2 separate regions of the Homo sapiens genome follow, and region 1 is linked to region 2. Evidence: chromatin loops called from intact Hi-C (ENCODE). Cell type or tissue: K562. All regions are shown on one strand. Each heading gives the region's core, and the rest is flanking DNA. Links, peaks and the distances in the headings are about the cores only.

The links. A loop is a pair of places that touch in the nucleus more often than their neighbours do. Peaks named below come from ENCODE experiments on the same cell type or tissue, not always from the same donor. Only the 100,000 strongest peaks of a DNase experiment are listed, where the experiment ranks them.
Region 1: a loop joins it to region 2, with 4 times the contacts of the local background. A loop is called at or near these places in 3 of 110 quality-filtered maps.

What each region holds. Positions count from the first base shown.
Region 1 is chrX:131,848,957-131,859,272 of GRCh38, reverse strand. No RefSeq gene overlaps it. Among named protein-coding and RNA genes, the nearest start is that of FIRRE, 23 kb to the right of the region's middle. In K562, for the core only: a CTCF peak has its summit at 4,504 (motif pointing left); no DNase peak of the experiment used is centred there.
Region 2 is chrX:132,086,692-132,097,007 of GRCh38, reverse strand. It overlaps FRMD7 (FERM domain containing 7), which reads left to right. Exons shown (of 12, transcript NM_194277.3): 5 at 2,869-2,966. Among named protein-coding and RNA genes, the nearest start is that of FRMD7, 36 kb to the left of the region's middle. RefSeq lists a silencer at 4,357-4,416. In K562, for the core only: a CTCF peak has its summit at 4,371; a DNase peak (open chromatin) is centred at 4,327.

The DNA of each region.
Region 1 (10,316 bases), core at 1,255-9,254, 240 kb after region 2:
TGGCTCAGACTTCCACTGTACATGCTTCACTGCTTTTTCCTCAGCCCTCAGGGAAAGTTTCCTGTGACTAGTTAACACGGGAAGAAATAAATGGAACTGGTTTACATGTAGATCATCATGGTATGCTGGAGCTACCAGATGTGGATGGATGGTGCACTGCAGCCTCGCATAAGGTTATCTTAGAAAGGCAGTAATAAAATAGTATGACTGGTCAGAATTCAAGTGTCCACTTGATGAAGAAATGGCCTAGAATATGGATCTATTCATGGACATTAGCATGGCTTGATCAACTGGTTAGAAACTTGAAGAGAGCAATATTAGAAGACTGGTGACTAGGAAGTATGGAGAAAAGGTGTGTAAATGGACCCCTCTCAGTGGGCAGTGAATATAATTATGTTCCGCGTAAATGGTAAATGTCCACCAGAATATATCCACTTTAAAGAAGGCTCTCAATACTTAGGTAGACAAGATGTGATAGATTGCAAAATGGCCACAAATTTTTCCCATTCCTAAATGTATGTCCCTTAGCAACATGACTTTCCCACTCTCCTCATCAAGTGGCAGAGTCTGTTACTCCATTCCTTGGACTAGGGTTTGACCATGTGACTTGCTTTGGCTACCAGTGCTTTAACAAATATGATGTATTCAAAATTCTTATGCATTGGCACTTTCTCTTGTTGAGTTTGCAATTCTGAAGCCATTTTTATGTGAATGATTCTTAAATAGTCTACTAAAGAGGTCATGTAGAGGAGAACTGAGGTCCTTCAAAAGGCATCCTAGATCACTAGATATGTGAGTGAGGCCTTCCCAAACCATCCAGAACTCAGAGATCAGCTGAGGTACTCCTAACCAGAAAAATCAGCCAGCCAGTCCACAAAATTGTTAAAAATTAATAAATATTTATTGTTTTAAGCCAGAAAAAAGAAACTGTTTTGGACAACTCTATGCAAATAAAGTTGAAAATGTGGATAATTTTTAGAACAATTCAACTTGCCCTGCTGACTCCAGTAGAGACAGAAAGTCTAGTAGGCAAAATGAAAAACAAAAAAAACCCTCCGGGTTGCTTGAACCCAGGAGGCGGAGGTTGCAGTCAGTCGAGATTGCACCACTGCACTCCAGCACGGGCGACAGAGCAAGACTCCATCTCAAAAAAAAAAAAAAGTTTTGATAAAGATTTCCCTCCAATAAATGGCACCAAACTAAAAAGATTTCATAGAATTCTGCGAAACCTTCAAAAATAATATTATTCCAATGCTACTTAATCTGAGAGCTTAGAAAAAGAAACAACATTTTCAGATTAATTTATACACTTTCTATTCTAAAATCATGGCACCAGAAATGTTGCAAGAAGAGTACAAAAAATTTATTTTCTGGGGTCATGCATTGCTTTTAGTAGTCATATCTCTTTATCCACTGAGTTCCTCAGACTGTGTCTTTCATGACTTTCACTGTTTTTTTGTTTTGTTTTGTTTTGTTTTGTTTTGTTTTGTTTTGTTTGAGATGGAGTCTCACTCTGTAGCCCAGGCTGGAGTGCCGTGCCATGATCTAGGCTCATTGCAACCTCCCCCTCCTGGGTTCAAGCAATTCTCAAGCCTCAGCCTCCCTACGTAGCTGGGATTACAGGCATGTGCCACCACACCCAGCTAATTTTTGTAATTTTGGTAGAGATGGGGTTTCGCCACGTTGGCCAGGCTGGTCTCAAACTCCTGACCTCAAGTGATCCACCCGCCTCGTCCTCCCAAAGTGCTGGGATTACAGGTGTGACCCACCAAGCCTGACCGTCTTTCACCTTTTTAAAGAATAGAGGTCAGTTATTTTTCAGAATGGCCTCTCAATTTGAGTTCCCATGATACTGTCTCATAATTAGACTCAGGTTTTCATACTGACACCACAGAAGTTATTTTGCCCTTATTGCATGATATCAGGAGGTACATGACACTCTTGTGTTCCACTGTTAATGACGTGAACATTGAACATTCGGTTATATATTGGTGCATGCCCAGTTTCTCAACTGTAAGGTTATTACTGTATTTTCTCCTTGGTATTATTTCTCCTTTGTGTGATAGCTATTTTATGAGGAGAAATTTTGGCACTGTATAAATATCTTGTCTCTCATGAAATTTTCACCTAAGAGTTCTAATAATACTTTCATTTTGTTAAGCATGATGAATTTTTTAAAATTATATTCTTTTTAGAGACAGGGTCTCACTCTGTTGTCCAGGCAGGAGTGCAGAGGTGAAAACTTTTTTCGTTTGTTTGTTTGTTTGTTTGTTTTTTGAGACAGAGTCTTGTTCTGTCTCCCAGGCTGGAGTGTAGTGGCACGATCTCGGCTCACTGCAACCTCCACCTCCTGGGTTCAAGCAATTGTGCCTCAGCCTCCCGAGTAGCTGGGATTACAAACGCCCGCCACCACACCCAGCTCATTTTTTTGTATTTTTAGTAGAGGTGGTGTTTCACCATGTTGGTCAGGCTGGTATCGAACTCCTGACCTCAGGTGATCCGCCTGCCTCAGCCTCCCGAAGTGCTAGGACTATAGGCATGAGCCACTGTGCCTGGCTGTAGAAACTTTTTAAACCTAATTTCAGACCTACTAAAGAGTTGAAAGCACAGTACAAAAAATTTCCTCACTCCCTTCAACAAGTTTACCAAAAAGTTATTTTATTATATTTGCTTATCATTCTCTGTGTGTATTTATATATGTATTCATCTGCATATAGGTATAATAGTTTTCTGACCCACTGAAAGTAAGTTGCAAACACGGTAGTTTGTATTTCCTAAAAACATGATTATTCTCTTTCATAACCAAAGCACAATTACAAAAACCAAGAAATTAACATTAACATAGTACTATTAGCTTGTCTACAGACTTTATTCAAATCTTAATAGTTATCTCAATAATGTCTTCTATAGAAAAAGAAAATTCTGGCTCATGAGTCATATTCAATTGCCATGTCTCTTTAGTTTCTTTTAACCTGAAAAAAAATCATTCATTTTTCTTTATCTTTCGTGACCTTCACATTTATGAGGAGTGCATAACAGTTATTTTGCAGAATGTCCCTCAATTGGGGTTTGTCAGACATTTCCTCATGATTATTTTCAGGTTATGTGTTTTTGACGAGAATATCACAGAAATGACAAGTTCTTCACAATGCATTATATCAAGAGACAAAAAAAATGTCAATTTGTCCCTTTACCAGTGCTGTTAGCATTTGATGTGATCCTTTTGTTAAGATGGTGTCTGCCAGGTTTCCTCACTGTGAAGTTAAAGTTTTCCCCTTTGTAAATAATAAATATCTTGTGGTAGATACTTTGAGACTATGTAATTAATTGGTTACTCATCAAATGTTTATCCCCAGTTTTAGCATCTATTGTTAATTATTGCCTGAATCAATTATTGCCATGATGGCTGGAAATGGTGATTTTTTTATGTTCATTATTCTTTCTACATTCTTAGTTCATAGACCACTATAAGGAAGACTTTTTTCTCCTTTAAAATTTCTTCTTTATTTCAGTATAGTGCTTTCTTTTTTTCTATGAGTTATAATGTTACTGTCATAATTTATACTGATGTTCTAATTGTCCCTCGTTTGGTCATTGGTACACACTATAATCTGGTTTCTCTGTCCTTTTGACATGTATATACCATTCATTGGCCACTTTCTTATTTTCTGAACAACATGGTGTTCACAGTTCATCATGTACTTGTCTAGTCTCAGCTTTTTGATCAGCCATTTCTCCAAAGAATTGATTCCTCTTAGTGGAGAATACTTGATCTCAACTAAGAGCCGAGCACTAAACATGATTATTGCTACTGTGGTGTCACTGCTTCTAGGATCTCTGAGTAGACAGAATTAGAAAATATGTGCATGTATATACATGTATGCACATCAATATGTGTATATGTAAATGTATATATAAATGTATATGCATAATATATACATATACTTATCTCTTTCCATATCTATAATTGTGTCATTTTATCTGTGCATCTATCTGTTCATCTTAATCTATCACACCATGACTTCATACTAATACCTCTAACACCAATCTAACAAAACATGGTGCTAGTTAGTGTTCCCCCTTTAATATCTGATACACTTCGAAAATGGAAGAAAGGACAATGAATGCAGTCAGCCTCTAGAAGCTAGAAACAACAAGGAAATGGATTCTCTTCTAGAACCTTCAGAATGACTACCAAAACCTCAATTTTACCCATAAGATCCATTTCAGATTTCTGACCTCCAAAACTGTAAGATAATATATTTGCATTATTTTAAACCAACAAACAACTTGTGTTAGTAAGCTAGAGGTGATTTGTTACAACAACATAAGAAACTTACATAGGAGTATTATTTTAATTTTCTTCACCATCATAGCTTTTGGGGGTGGAGATTTCATCAGCAGAGTTTCTCTCTTTTTCTTTTTTTTCTTATAATAGCTTTATTTTTGCTTAATCATTTCATGAATTTGCAGTAGTTTATAACATTTGTAGTTCAAGGGCACCCTCTTCTGTTTGGTTGGCAGAGTAGAGTTTTATTTTTCAATGTTTTGCTTGGCATCTTTTTTTTTTTAACTTTTTGGTGGTAATAGGAGGGATTGTGTGTTCTGCATATTTGGGTTTTCTTTGTTTTGCAAAGTCCTATATTTTGCCCTTTTGCTTCCTTTCCTCTTCACTACCCAGTCTTCAAAGGGTACTTCTCCCATCTTTTTCACCTTCTTCTCTACCAGAAGTGACGACTTTTGGTCTTAGGGCACTTTTAAATTCTCTTCTTGTAGTAAAATGTTTGGTCTTCTAGGACATTTTCGGTACTTTCACACTTAGTATGACTTAGTCTTTGTGACAAATACTTTAGATTCATCTTGGGTGTGATGCTTCCCCACTTCTTTCTCCATGTAGTTTTTCCCAGATTGTCCTTGTTCTCTGTGAAGGAATGTGACAGGAGTGCTTGAGAGGTAGCTCACTGGGATTTGTTGAATTTTCTATTTACTGGTAACTTAAATAATAAATAACTTAAATTTACTCTATTTACTGGTAACTTAAATAAAGTTTGGGCATTGTCCATCTTCTAATTAAGTTGTGGATGTTGATTTTTGTCATTTTATCTGTCCTTTAAGCCCCTTCCTTGTCATAAGAACTCCAATCTACTAGCACTCTTATAGTAGATTTGCACTTAGGATAAATTTCTCTATCTAGTGGTGGTTTTAGATCAATTTTAGGCCTACTGCTGGCTCCTCTATTCTCTCTTCCAATCAGATTTCCCAGACTGTTTTCCATGAAGAAATGTGATAGGAGTCCTTACAAGAAAGTTCACGAGATTTGAAGCTTACTTTTCCAAGTACGGATTTCAAAGTTTGGATATTTTCTATGTTTTTAGTTATGCTATGGATGTGGATTTCTGTATATTCATTCGTTTTTCTTTTGTTATGTTTGAATTTTTAGAGGATATGTTGAGAGATTCAGATTTATGGCACTGTCGTTAACTGAGATACCCGTATAAAATTTAATTTTAGAGTAATTGCAACACTGATCCTACAACAACAAAAACAAATGCCAAAACAAACAAACTAACCCAAATCCTATAGACAAAACTCACTTATATTGACACAAAAAATTAAATGTTATTTTAAAAAACCGGTGGCAAAATAAAAGTATTTCATGATTAATCATATTATTCTAGGAATGCAAGGGTTTTTAATATTAGGAAAGCCTTTAAAATGATTTGTCATTTTAATAGAACCTCGTAAAAATTTATGATCCTTCTCATAAATGTAGAAGAAGAAAAAAAGCATTTGACATACCCAATGCCTATTTGTGTTAAGACACTCAATCATCAGAAATTGATAATAAAAACCCTTAACATAATTTTATCAATCATGTTCATATCTGAATGTTAAAGCCAGTACTAAAGTTAGAAAAAGCCTAAGATAATACATCAGGAATAATGGAGTTTACCCCAGGGATACAATATTTAGTATTTTCTCAGCTTTACTTACATATAATTGACAAATAACAAATTGTATATATTTGTTATTATACGATAATGAGAGAGAGAGAGAGAGAGACTTCTTTGTCACTCAGGCAGATGTGCAGTGGCGCAATCATGGCTCACTGCAGCCTGGACCACCCAGGTTCAGGTGTTCCTCCTGCCTCAGCCTCTGTAGATGGGACTACAGGCATGCACCACCACCACACCCGCCAATTTTTAAAAATTTTTTGTGGAGATGGGGTTCCACTAGGTTGCCCAGGCTGCTCTTGAACTCCTAGGCTCAAGCAATCCTCTTGCCTCAGCCTCCCAAAGTGCTGAGATTACAAGCATGAGCTCCTGCGCCTGGCCCAAACTGTGTATTTTTAAGGTATGAAGATTGACGTATTGATATTGAAATACATTGTGAAATGATCACAACAATCAAGCTAATTAATATGTCTGCCACCTCACATAGTCACCATTTTCTTTTCTATTTTATGGTGAGAACACTTCAGCTCTACCTTCTTAGGAAATATCAAGTATACAATACAGTGTTGTTAACTATAGTCACCATGCTGTACATCAGATCTCTAGAACTTATTCATCTTGTATAAATAAAATTTAATTTGGCATTTGAAAATGAATTATTGTAATTCACCACGTTAATAGACTTAATGAGAAAAACCATTTGTTCTCAATAGATGCAAAAAAAGCATTTGTCAAAATTTGGCAACAGTTCCCCCAACTCATGAGAAAACAAAAAAAACTCTCAGAAAACTCCCAAAAGGAAATATGAAAATCTTGTGCCTACCCTCCACGCAACACCAAAACCACCCTCTTTTTATAGTCCCTTTGAAATCATGTATTGCCGAACTTTTGTTTTAGGGCCTACACCCTTAGCAGACTCTGAGCCACTCGGGAGTTACCTCCCCTCCTTAATCCAGACACGGTATTTTATTCGTGAAGCAGTAAATGAGGCCATGCCTCTCCCTGTCGACACCTCCTTGTCCTCTCAACATAACTGTCTTGCAGGCACAGATGTGTTTATCTGCCAGCCCGACCCTCAATAAAAGCTACAACCGAAGTGGACAGGCCCGTACACTGTGATACTCAGCATGCCAACTGCAGTGAAAGCCCAAAGACTCCCGCACGGGGTCCATCACACCAGGGTCAAGCTCACCCCCAAGCCTACTCCTTCCTCCAAAACATTAACAGCGGGCAACACCCTCGGAGTCCCTGTGTATGAACTTAAACAGAGAAAAACAATCCTTAAAGGTAGGAGGAAGCCAAAGATGGCAAGAGGACAGATGGCCTCCACAACATATCATCGAATATTACGGACCTGCCACTTGAGCTGAGGATGGTTCATGGGGTTATCACATTCCCATATATATGCTAAGTAGAATAATTACACTACAGGTGGTTCTAGAGATAATCACTAACCAAACCGCCTCAGCCCTGGAAATGCTCGCGCAACAACAAAACCAAATGCTTGTGGCAATTTATCAAAACAGGCTAGCACTAGACTACTTATTAGCAGAAGAGGGTGGGGTCTGTGGTAAGTTTAATATCTCTAATTGCTGTCTTAACATAGACGATAACGGAAAAGCAGTTCTAGAAATCGCTTCAAATATAAGAAAAGTAGCCCATGTGCCAGTCCAAACCTGGAAAGAATGGGACCGGGCAAACCTTCTAGGAGGGTGGTTCTCTAATTTAAGAGGATTAAAACGCTGGTAAGGACAGTAATCTTCATCACTGGGCTCCTCCTGTTTCTCCCCTGTGTTATCCCACTGATAATAAAAGCCATTAAAACTCTTGTTGAAACTACAGTTAACTGCCAGACAATCCAGACAATGCTCCTGCTACAACGACACAATGCATACCAACCCATCTCTCAAGAATACGCCCAAAATTAAGGTTTTCTTTTTCCAAGGTGCCCATGCCACCCACTATGTCACGTCTGAAGTAGTTATTGAGAAAGTCGCCCCTTTTCCCTTTTTTCTATAACCAAATAAGAATTAAAGATTCTCCCTGGGGCCTGCAAGCTTGAAGGGATGAGTAACTCCTCCCTTCTCAGGCCCAGTCCCAAGGCACAAGGCCACTTGCATCAGCAGAGTGCATCAGCAAGATAGCAGAAGCAGGAAGAGAGCGGGCCGGAAGACACCTACCCTGACCGGAAGACACGTATCCCTGAAGATTGAGAAAGAGGCCGTCCGGGTGCTACGTAACAGTCACATCAGACTGGGACACTTCCTGTTTACAGGAGACTATAAAACCCCTGCCCTGTCCTCATTTGGTGCTGATGCCATTTTAGGCCTCAGCCGGCCTGCACCCAGGCTCTCATTGAAACAGCATGTTGCTCCAAAAAAAAAAAAAAATCTTGTGTCTACCATTCTACCATCATACTTAGTTGTGAAAGACTGAAAAGTTTCCATGAACACAGTATATTTCTTCGTTTATTTAGGTCTTTTTTAATCTTTCCAAGCAATATTTTATGGTTTATAGGTCTTGGACATCATCTGTCAACTTCGTGCATAAGTATTTCATATATTTTGATGATACTATAACTGATATTCCATTTTTTATTTCAATTTTTGTGAGTATATGGAAAGAAAATAGTTTTTAAAAGTATATTGATTTTGTTTTACTGCTACCTCACTAAACTCACGTATTAGTCCACGTGGGGCTTTTAAAATAGATTCCATCAGAATTTCTACAAAATCATTTCCTCTGTGAATAAAGAGAATTTTATTTTTTCCTTTTCTATCTGAATGCCTCTGTTGATTTTTTGCCTTGTCTCACTGGTTAAAATCTACAGAACACTAGAATATAAATGGTAGAAATAGAAATCATTGTTTTCCTCCAGATGTTAGGGAGAAAGCATTCATTTGTTCACCATTAAGTATGATAAGTTTTACATAAAAGCCTTGATCAGGTTGAAGAAGCTCCTTTTCATTCCTTTGTTGAGAGGTTTCATCAAGAATGAATGCTGGTAGGGAAAACCCTTCAGGACATTGATCTAGGCAAGGATTTTATAGCGAAGAACTCAAAAGCAGAGGCAACAAAAACAAAGCTAGACAAATGGGACTATATTAAACTAAAAAGCTTCTGAACAGCAAAGGAATCAATCAAGAGTGAAGGGATAACCTGTTGAGTGGGAGAAAATATTTGTAAACTGTTCATCTAACAATGGACTAATATTCAGAATATAAAAGGAATGCAAACAACTCAACAATTTTTTAAAATCTCATTAAAAAGTGGGCAAATGACATGAATAGACGTTTCTCATAAGAAGAAATACAAATGGCTAACAGTTATGTGAAAAATGCTCAAAATCAAAATCATGAATTATCAGGGAAATGCAAATCACAATCACAATGAGATATCGTCTTACCCTAATTAGAATGGCTATTATTAAAAGGACAAAATAGCAGATGCTGTTGAGGATGCAGAAAAAACGAAACTCTTAGAAACTATTAATGGAAATGTAAATCAGTACGACCACTGCGGAAAACAGTATGGAGATTTCTCAAAAACTAAACATGGAAATACCATACAGTCTAACAATTCCACTACTGGGTATTTATTCAAAGGAAAAGAAGTGAGTATGTCAAACGGATACCTGCGCTCACTTGTTTATTGCAGCACTATTCACAATAGCTAAGATATGGAACCAACTGGTATCCATCAATGGACGAATGGATAAACAAAAGGTAGTATATATACACACAATGAAATACTCTTCAGCCATAAAAAAGAATGAAATCATGTTATTTGCAGCAGCATGGATGGAATTGGAAGTCATTATGTTAAATGAAATAAACTAGACACAGAAAAATTTTGCATTGTCTCACTTACATACTGGAGCTTAACAAGTTGACCTCATAGAGATAGAGAGTAGAATGGTAGATACCAGAGGCTGGGAAGATTATGTAGGTAGGAGGGTGGATGAAGAGAGGTTGGTCAATAGAATAAAACATATTAGATAGAAAGTATTAGTTTTAATGTTAGATAGCAGAGTAGGCTTACTATAGTTAGCAACAAAATATTATATATATATATATATTTAGCAACAAAATATTATATATATATTATAAATATATATATATATATATTTTTTTTTTGAGACAGAGTGCCGATCTGGTTGCCCAGGCTGGAGTGCAATGGCGCAATCTCAGCTCACCGCAACCTCTGCCTCCAGGGTTCAAGCAATTCTTCTGCCTCAGCCTCCTGAGTAGCTGGGATTACACGCATGTGCCAAGATGCCCTGCTAATTTTGTATTTTTAGTGGAGATGGGATTTCTCCATCTTGGTCAGTCTGGTCTTGAACTCCCGACCTCAGGTGACACG
Region 2 (10,316 bases), core at 951-8,950:
CTACTACAACAATGAATGTGCTCTCCTTCATGAATCTGTGTTTCAGTCAGAGAGGGCAGCTTAACAGCACGGGTATAATACCAGCCGATTTCCATGGAAATTGAAAATGTGGGGGTTGTGAATGTATCTCACAGAAGACAAAATAATCTGTAATGATGATAAATACTTATGAAAAAATGTCCTTCAGAATTACAAAGTAAACCTATTTCTGCAAAAATATGTTGTCAACAAAACATTCCTCAAAACCTTACTCTACTTTCTAGACTTACACTTTTTTTTTTTTTTTTTTTTGAGACAGGGTCTTGCTCTGCCTCAGGTTGGATAGGCTGAAGTGCAGTGGCAACCTCCCTGGCTCAAGCAACCCTCCCACCTCAGTCCTTGTGCCCTGCTTCCCGCCAAGGACTACAGGAACTTGCCGCCACGCCCGGCTAATTTTTAAGGTTTTTTTTTTTTTTTTAGAGATGGGGCTTTGCTATGTTGCCCAGACTGGTCTTGAGCTCCTGAGCTCAAATGATTCTCCGCCTTGGCCTCCCAAAGTGCTGGGATTACAGGCATGAGCCACCACACCTGGCTTAGATTTAGACTCCTATACGTGAAAGAGGTCTGAGAGATAATCTAATCGAGCCCTCTTAGTTTACAGAGGAAGAGATAGGTCATGGGAGCTAAAATGACTGTCCAAGATCACAGAAGGTTGCCAGTTATTCTCCCTGATGTCTTCCCCCCAAAAGAGTTCATGGCCAGTTCAATCTTTGCCCCTTTTATAAAGACTTTTCTGAGTGGCCTTTGCAAAAGTCGCTTTTTACAAGCCTCTCTTTCTGTCTTTCTCTCTCCTAATTCTCTCTCCACATTTGTGAGCTACAGGCCACTTTCCCAAATAACTTGATACCTTGGTATATATATGTATTTGCGTTTGCTAACCCATTTCAGTTGAGTTTTAAATTGTGACCAATTTTGATGGAGATAAACTCCCCCCACCTCCAAAAAAAAAAGAATGGGAAAATCAATGTGATGATAAATGATTCATCAGCTGTTCAGAGCAAGGATTTGGTATTTGTAGCAGGCAGCTGCCTTCTTAACAGCAAGGAACGTGTCAAATGACAAGAAGTTCCCTTTCTTTCATGCTAGGAGCAAAACGAAATTCACCTTTCCTTTAGCAACTAAAGCTGATTATTCTCATTGACAACTATATTTGAAAACAGGCAATGACAAAGGTTAGGCTTCATTTATTTGTTTCCCATTGGTCCATTTAAATAATACTTAACTTTAGTTGAGTCTACAAGGATGCCTTGTCTAGGCTAATACATGGGTTTCTAAGAGTGGTGTGCAAATGTAATTTTTCTAATTGAATCGTTTCTAATGTATAAGGAGAGCTCATAATTTGAAAGATTATAATGATGAATGCTTTTGTAAACTGAATAATCACCTGCTAATTTACTTGCTTTTTCAATCTAGATTTTCACATATCACTTGCGATTAATTTTGATTCACCACATTGCCTTCAAGGCTTAATTGGTTTTAAAAAAAGTACACATAGACCTTTATTTAGAAAATCACATTTTTATAGGGAAATGCTCATAGTACTCAGTGTTTTAATTTATAAAACAAAATATTGGGGCCAGACACAGTAGCTCACACCTGTAATCCTAGCACTTTGAGAGGCCAAGGTGGGGCAATCAACTGAGGTCAGGAGTTGAAGACCAGCCTGGCCAACATGGTGAAACCTCGTATCTACTAAAAATACAAAAATTAGCTGGGCATGGTGGTGCATGCCTGTAGTCCCAGCTGCTAGGAAGGCTGAGGCAGGAGGATCGCTTGAACCCCAGAGGCAGAGGTTGCAGTGAGCTGAGACTGCACCACTGCACTCTAGCCTGGGTAACAGAGTGAGACTCTATCTCAATAAATAAATAAATAAATAAATAAATAAATAAATAAATAAATAAATAAATAAAATATTGGAACCAATCTTGGACCATGGAAGAAGGTAATTAGTGGTAGGTAGTCTTCATTATGCACATTTCTTTACAAAATTTGATTCTCCTTTGAAAATGACTTTTTCATAAGTGTGGGATAAATGTTATCTGTTTAGCAGAGCCCTAGATACCAAGCTGCATTTCATAGGTCCCTGATGAGCATTTGGTGGGAAAAGGGGCAGTTTGGTTTAGTTCTTTTCAGCAAACATTAATTACACTAACTGTGTAAAATGATGTGTTGGGCACTGGTGATACAGAGAAGATGGTCCAGGCCAAGGGAATAACAGGCAGAAGCAGGGCCCCAAGTTCTTCATTTCTAAAACACAGTCTTTTGGATAGGAGGCAGCCTGAATTCAGGGGCAGACCTAAGTTCTAGCCACAGATTCACTATCCTTGGGTGATATGACCTTGTCAAAATCACCTAGCCCCTCTCTTTCTATAACTGTAAACTGGAGTGATCATTTCTTGCTCCACCAACCTCCTAAGTTGTTATGGTAGTGAGTACTTGATAGTGTTTTGTAAACAGTATGCTACTGGCCTCCTGAGTGCATTTATTCTTGCTTGATCTCCTATTCTTTCTAGCTGGGAATGTGGCTTTGCTACGTGGCAGAAACCACCAGAGGATGATTGGCCAACTTTCTCAATTTGGCAGGAGGATTTGGCCAGGGTGATTCCTAATGGCTGTGAGGCCTGCCAAAGTGTTCAATCAGCTGAGTTGTGGTCCGGGTCTGGTTTGGGGCTGAAGCAAAGCCTATGCATTACTCACCACCCCCAAAAAGGCATCTGACTGACTGGGGGCACCATTCCTTTCTTGAATCATCTTGGATCTGGGAGAAGGAAAATGCTTCTTTCTTATTTCTGTTTCTTTCTCAAGAGATTCTCCCCAATTTCTTTGCAGGTATCTTTTTACTCTTCAAATAAAGAAGGATTTGGCTCTAGGAAGGCTTCCATGCAGTGACAACTGTACAGCGTTGATGGTATCTCACATCTTACAATGTAAGTAGCAAATGTCTGTCTGCTTTGGGACCTATCAGCCAGGTAGAGAACCAAGCACAGGAGCTGAGCTCCCCACACATGCCCATCACTGTGTTAGGGTTTACAGGGGAGAGAAAGCCTGGATAAGATAGAGAGAAACAGCATGGCCTGAGCCTGAGTTTCCTTGTCTTTAAAATAGTGACAAGAATACCTTTGGTTCTGTGGATTAAATGTAAATGCTGATTTTCTTCTACCCCAGTCCAGCCTTCCCCTCCTACCGCCTCTGGGAAAGCTGTCCAGGAACTGGTTTGGGCTAATTTGGGCATGGGCTTTGCCAGACAGGTCCCCACTCCCTCTGCTTACCCCAGGATAATTCTCTGATACATGCTCTCTGTAGCACATTGTCACGTTTGTTGTGATTTCTCTGTTGCTCTTTATCATGATTTCAGAGAACAAAGCACAGAGTACAGCAGGTGGAGAGAGGTTAAAAGGGAAAAAAGCCCCAGGCATCTATTAGCGTTCCCCATATCCTAACAACCAACAAGTAGCTGGACTAGGCTGCATAACGAAGGTAGGTAGAAGGTGGTCTGGGGAACAGCAGGGGCCTTCCAGGGAGGGGGTGATGCCTGGCAGGCCAGGCTGCTGCTACAGCCCCAAGGGCAGGGTATAGGCAGCTGGAGATAGTATCTCTTCTAAAGCCAGCTGGACATTTTCTCCCTTCTAGAGAGGCCTCCAAAGAATAGGCTGTTTCTTACCAGTCCTGCAGGATCATAACTTCATTTTTTGTATCTTAAGTTCATTTTTGACCTCTGTACCTTACCTTTCTGATAGTCCAGAAATGACAGATTTCTAATTTCACCGGGAGCCCCAGAATGCAGTGCTTAGATAGGGACAGTGTCTGAATAAGTGTTTACCAAGTGACTCCTGGCAGGGACAATCAATGAGAGCCCTAGGATCTCAGAAAGGCAGAGGGCAGTAAGAGAAATGGTAATCATGGAAGGCTGTTGGAGAAGGTGGCTTTTGTGCTGGGCCTTAAAGGGACACATAGGAATTGGATAAGTACTTGTCAGTAAAGGAAACAGCATGAAAACAAAAATGGTGGTTAGACAAGAAGTGACGTATATAGAGGATGAAAAATGACCCAGTATAGCCCAAACATAGGGCCTGTTTAGAAGAGGTGATGGAAAATGCACCATTTTGAAGGGTCTTGAATGCCGAGGACACTAACCGTCATGTCCAGTATTGTACTTTGGCACTGGGGTGGGAGCATAGGGTAGAGCAGATAGAGGAAACAGTGCTAGAAGACATCCTTCTCCACTAGCTGCCTGTTGAGGCAGCAGTCAGAGGATTGGGGCTCCCAGGCAGTCTCTGACGGGGGAGCTCAATTTCATTCTTAACAGTTCTGCCTTATGGATTTGAGCATTCCCTAGTGGCCGTTTCAGGCATAGCACAGAGCACTTGAGCTTTTCTAGAGGATATTGTCTGTCAGTAGAAACTCTTTCCATGGAAAAAAGCTAAAGTTCCAACTAGGTAGTTCTTCGCAATTGATTGCAGTGAGACTATTTCACTAAACTCTAACGTAGTATGCAGAACACAACTAGATTGCTCTAGTTGTGCAATTTATTTGTCTAATTTTCCATTCATCTAATATTTGTTGGATACCTGCTATATTTTAAGCGTTCAAGAACCTCCACATTTATTTGTCTAATTTTCCATTCATCTAATATTTGTTGGATACCTGCTATATTTTAAGCGTTCAAGAACCTCCACATTCCAACCTTCTCGTCTCCTTTGTTTACACTTACACACCTCTCTATTCTAGCCAGACACTCCCTCCCAAACACAAGCTGAACATTTCAAATGAAGTGTCCCTCTTTTATGAACTCCCTCAGTAACTCTTCTTGGTCGTTAATTCAAGAAAATTGTATCATGTACCTACCACATGCCAGATACTATTATAGGCACTGGGAACACAGCAATAAACAGACAAAAATCCTTGCCCTTGTGGAGCTCACATTTTGGCAGCGGGGGAAAATCAGACAATGACCAAAATAAGTAAATAAATTATATAATGCATGGTAGCAGGTGATAAGAGCAATGGAGAAAAATGAAGCGTAGGAGGGAGATGGAAGAATTCTGGGGGCAGATACTGAATATTTATATTTTTAAATTTTATTCTTTTCTTCTTTTATGGACAAGAGTTAACATCGGCATAAATATTATTTTTTGAGATGGGGTCTCACGCTATCAGCCAGGCTGGAGTGCAGTGGGGCGATCTCAGCTCACTGCAACCTCCACCTCCCAGGTTCAAGTGATTCTCCTGCCTCAACCTCCTGAGTAGCTGGGATTACAGGCACATGCCACCACACCCGGCTTTTTTTTTTTTTTTTTTGTATTTTTAGTTAGAGACAGGGTTTCACCATGTTGGCCAGGCTGGTCTTGAACTCCTGGCCTCAAGTGATCCTCCCGCTTTGGCTTCCCAAAGTGCTGGGATTACACGCGTAAGCCACAGTGCCCAGCCAGCATAAATATTTAAATAAGGTGGACAGGGTAGGCTTACTGGGAAGATGACAGCTAAACAAAGACTTGAAGGAGGTGGGAGGGTAAGCTATGCAACAAAATCATGTGAAAGAGAATCCTGGCAAAGAGAGCATGCAGTGCAAAGGGCCTGAGGTGAGAGCATGCCTGGGGTGTTCAAGAAACATCAGAAAGGCTTTTATGGCTGGCTGGAGCTCAGTAAGAGAGGAAGAGAATAAATATGAAGGTCTTAAAAGCATATTAAAGGGCCAGGTGTGTTGGTTCATGCCTGTAATCCCAGCACTTTGGGAGACTGAGGTGGGAGGATCGCTTGAGGCCAGGAGTGCATATCCGACTGGCCATCTCTTTTTTAAAAAAGCATATGAAAGACCTATAGCATAACTCTAAATGAGCAGATAAGCCATCGAAGCAGTTTAAGCAGAGGAGTGAAATAATCTGAATTAGGTTTTGACGGGGTCCTTTTGGCTGCTGTGGTGAAAACAGACCTCAAGAGGAAATGGTGGAAGTGGGGAGACTAGATAAAAGGATATTACAGGAGAGAGAGACCATGGTAGTTTGGACCAGCGTGGTAACAGTGAAGGTGCTTATAACATTTGTCACCTTCTGTTACTGGAGCTATTTACTCATTCGTATGTCATAGTTGTATTCTTAGGTTGCTATAGTCTTGTATGGAGAGAAAAAAAAGCACAGTCTTATGTGCTTTTGTTTTTCTTAGGGTCAACGTGGGATTTGTGGTTAATAAACTGGAAAATTGGGGTGTGTGTGTTTGTGCATGTGATTTATTTAAAAAAACAGCTCTATTGAGGTATAATTTACACATCATAAAATTCACCCATTTTAAATGCACAACTCAATGATTTTTAGCAAATTTACAGAGTTGTGCAAGCATTACCGCAATCCAGTTTTAAAACATTTCCATCACACCAAAAGACATCTCTCATCCCTACTTGCAGTCACGCCCTGTTCCCACGCTCAGCCCCAAGCAACCACTAATTTGCTTTCTGTTTCTGTAGATTTGCCTTTCCTGAACATTTCATGTAAATGAAATGATAAAATATGGGGTATTTTGCATCTGACTTTTTTCACTCAAAATAATGATTTTTAAATTAAAGCATGCTCTAACATGAGCTGCAACAGTTTGTTCCTTTCTTTTGCTGAGCAGTATTCCATTTATGGATTTACCACTTTTTTTTTTGAGATGCTCACTGCAGCCTCCACCTCCCGGGTTCAAGCAATTCTCCTGCCTCAGCCTCCTGAGTAGCTGGGATTACAGGCAGGCACCACCACGCCCGGCTAATTTTTGTATTTTTAGTAGAGACAGGGTTTCACCATGTTGGTCAGGCTGGTCTCGAACTCCTGACCTCATGATCCACCCACTTTGGCCTCCCAAAGTGCTTGGGATTACAGGAGTGAGCCACTGCGCCCAGCCACATTTTGTTTATCTATTCACCTGGTCGTGGACATTTGGATTTTCTTCCAGTTTAGCTATTATGAATAATGCTATAAGCATTGGCACACAAGTGTTCTTGTGGATACAAGTCTTCATTTCTTTTGGGTACATTCCAAGGAGTGTAATTGCTAGGTCTTATGATATATTTATATTGAACATTTTCAGAAACTGCCAATTCAAATTGTTACAATAACATTAGAAATGTACAAGGTTTTTGACTTCTTCATACCTTCACTAACACTTGGTATTGTATATCTTTTTGATTATGACCATTCTAATGGGTATAAAGTATCTCACTGCAATTTTAATTAGCATTTTCCTAATGACTAACGATGTTGAGCACAGTTTCATGTGCTTATTCCAATGTTTTCTTTGGTAAAATGCCTAGTCAAATCTTTTGCCCATTTTTAAATGAGTTTTTATATTATTATTGAGTTTTAAGAGGGTTTTATAAATTCTGATTAAAAGTCTTTATAAGATATACAATTTGCAATTTTCTCTTCTAATCTGTGGCTTGTCTTTTCATTTTGTAAGGATATCTTTTGAAGTACAACAGTTTTAAAATTTGATGGAATTTCACTTTCTGTGTAGTTTTAGTGGATCATTCTTTCGGTGTTGTATCTAAGAACTCTTTGCCTAACTTAAGGTCAAAAAGATTTTCTCCTAGAACTTTTATAAATTTACCTCTTATAGTTAGATCTATGATCCATTTTGAGCTATTTTTTTGTACGCTTGCATGGAGTATAGTGTGAGGTAGGGGTCCGACTTCATATTTTTGTGTGTGGATGTCCATTTGTCCTAGCAACATTTGTTGAAAAGAATATTATTTTTCTTCATTGAATTGTCTTGGCACATTTGTCAAAAACCAATTGACCATAAATGTAAGGAGTTACTTCTGTACTCTCACTTATGTTCCATTGATCTATATTTCTATTCTTATGCCATTACCACACTGTCTTAATTACTGTAGCTTTGAGGTAAGCTTTGAAATAAGGAAGTGTACACATTGCCCAACTTTGTTCTTTTTCAAAATAGTTTGGTTATTCTGAGATCTGTGCATTTCCATGTAAATTTTAAGGTCATTTGTCAATTTCTATTTTTAAAAGCCTACTGGGATTTTGATGGGGATTGCATTGAATTTATAGATTATTTTTTGAAAAAATTGCCACCATAACAATATTGAATCTTCTTGTCTGTGAACATGAACTATCTCTTCATTTATATAGATCTTTTAAAAATTTCCCTTGGCAGCATTTTGTACTTTTCAGTGTGTAAGCCTTACACTTCTTTTATTAAATTCATTCCTCTGTATTTTATTCTTTTTTGATGCTATTGTAAATGGAACTTTTTAAAATATCATTTTTAGATTATTCATTGCTAGTATATATAAATACAATTGCTTTTTATATATTGATCTTCTATCATGCTACCTTGCTGAACTCATTTATTAGTTCTAGTAGTTTTTCATAGGTTCCTTGGGATTTTTTTTCTTTCCTTTTTTTCCTTTTTTTTTTTTTGAGACAGGGCCTCACTCATTCACCCAACCTGGAGTGCAGTGGCACGGCCATGGCTCACTGTAGCCTTGAATTCCTGGGCTCAAGCAATGCTCCCACCTCAGCCTCCAAAGTAGCTGGGACCTGGGACCACAGGCATGTGCCACCACACCCAGCTAATTTTTACATTTTTTGGTAGAGATGGGGTCTTGCCATGTTGCCCAAGCTGGTCTCGAACTCCTGGGCTCAAGCAATCCTCCTGCCTTGGCCTCCCTGAGTGCTAGGATTACAGGCGTGAGCCACCACGCTCAACCTTGGGATTTTCTACATGCAGGATCATGTTGAGTGCAAGTAAAGACAGTTCTACCACCTTCTTTTCAGTGCAAATTCTTTATGTTTCTTCTTCTTGCCTGACTGCACTGACTAGAACCATCAGTACAATGTTGAATAGATGTGGCAGGCACTTGATATCTTTACCTGATTTCTGATCTTAAGTGAAAGCATTTAGTTTCTCACCATTTGGTATATTCCTTGTTTGTTAAGTGTTTTGTTTTGTTTTGTTGATTGTGAGTGGGTATTAGACTTTGTGCAATGCTTTTTCTCCATCTCTTGAGAAGATAATGTGCGGGTTATTTTTTTTTTGTCCTTTATTCTATTATCATAGTGTATTATAGTCATTGGTTTTCATATGTCAAACTGACCTTGCAATCCTGAGATAAATTCAACTCATTGTGTATAATCCTTTTCATATGCTGCTGAATTCAGGTTACTAGTGTTTTGTTCAGAATTTTTGCCTCTGTATTCATGAGGAATGTTGACCTGTAGTCTTCATTTCTTATGATGTTTTTGTCCCGTTTTGGTATCAGGGTAATATTGACCTCATAGAATATGTTGCTAAGTATCTACTCCTCTATTTTCTGGGAGAGTTTGTGAAGAATTGGTATTTATTTCTTCTTTGAATATTTGATAGAATTAGTCAGTGAAACCATCAGAGCCTTATTGGGTTTCAATGTGATTTGTACATTTATCAGTATTGGCAAAAAAAATTAATCAATGAGCCATTTCTTTGGTCTTTTAAAAAATGTTTATTATATGGAGATTTTTATTATATTGTGATTTTTGAAATACAGATATACACCCACCTGTCTAAAACACAAATGGAAAACCAAGAAAGAAGAGAAAAAAAACAGCCCTCCAGCACTCAAAATAGGTATCCTATTGTCCATGTATCTTATCCAATAGAAGAGCACCATAGGATTCCATGGAGAGTCTATTTACTCTTACAGTATATAGAATGCTAACAGGTTTGGATATTTGCTTTCTCATTTTATGTTAGACTAGAAGTCTCACTTTAGAACCAAGTATTCTAAAGTTTGACTTCAGGGGAAGTCAGTGACCAGGAAATGATTCATATAAATCTGACAGAGAGGAAAAAGGCATACAAATTATAAAGAAGAAAAAAGAATCCAAAAATCAAAACAATCTGAGGCAATTAAGGTTAAGGGCACATAGTCCTAAATGCCTTTGTAGACATAGTGCTGTAATAGATGTTTCATAAAAATAAACTGGAGGCATCTAGAAAAGAGCAAATTATGATCATAGATAAACTGCTAGCTATTTGGAAAAGCCAGAATGATTTTCAGGATGATTCATCTATTGGGGATTTCAGATAGCTGGGGATTTACTAGACTCCCAATGTACAGAGTGATGAATTGGCTTGCAATGTCGTTGGCATTTATATTCCTCTTTCTTGATAATATATGATCAGGATGGAGTGGGGTTGGATGGCTGTACTAGTTTGCTAGGGCTGCCATAACAAAATACCAGAGACTGAATGGCTTAAATGCCAGAAATGTATGTTCCACAATTCTGGAGGCTTCGTGTCCAAGA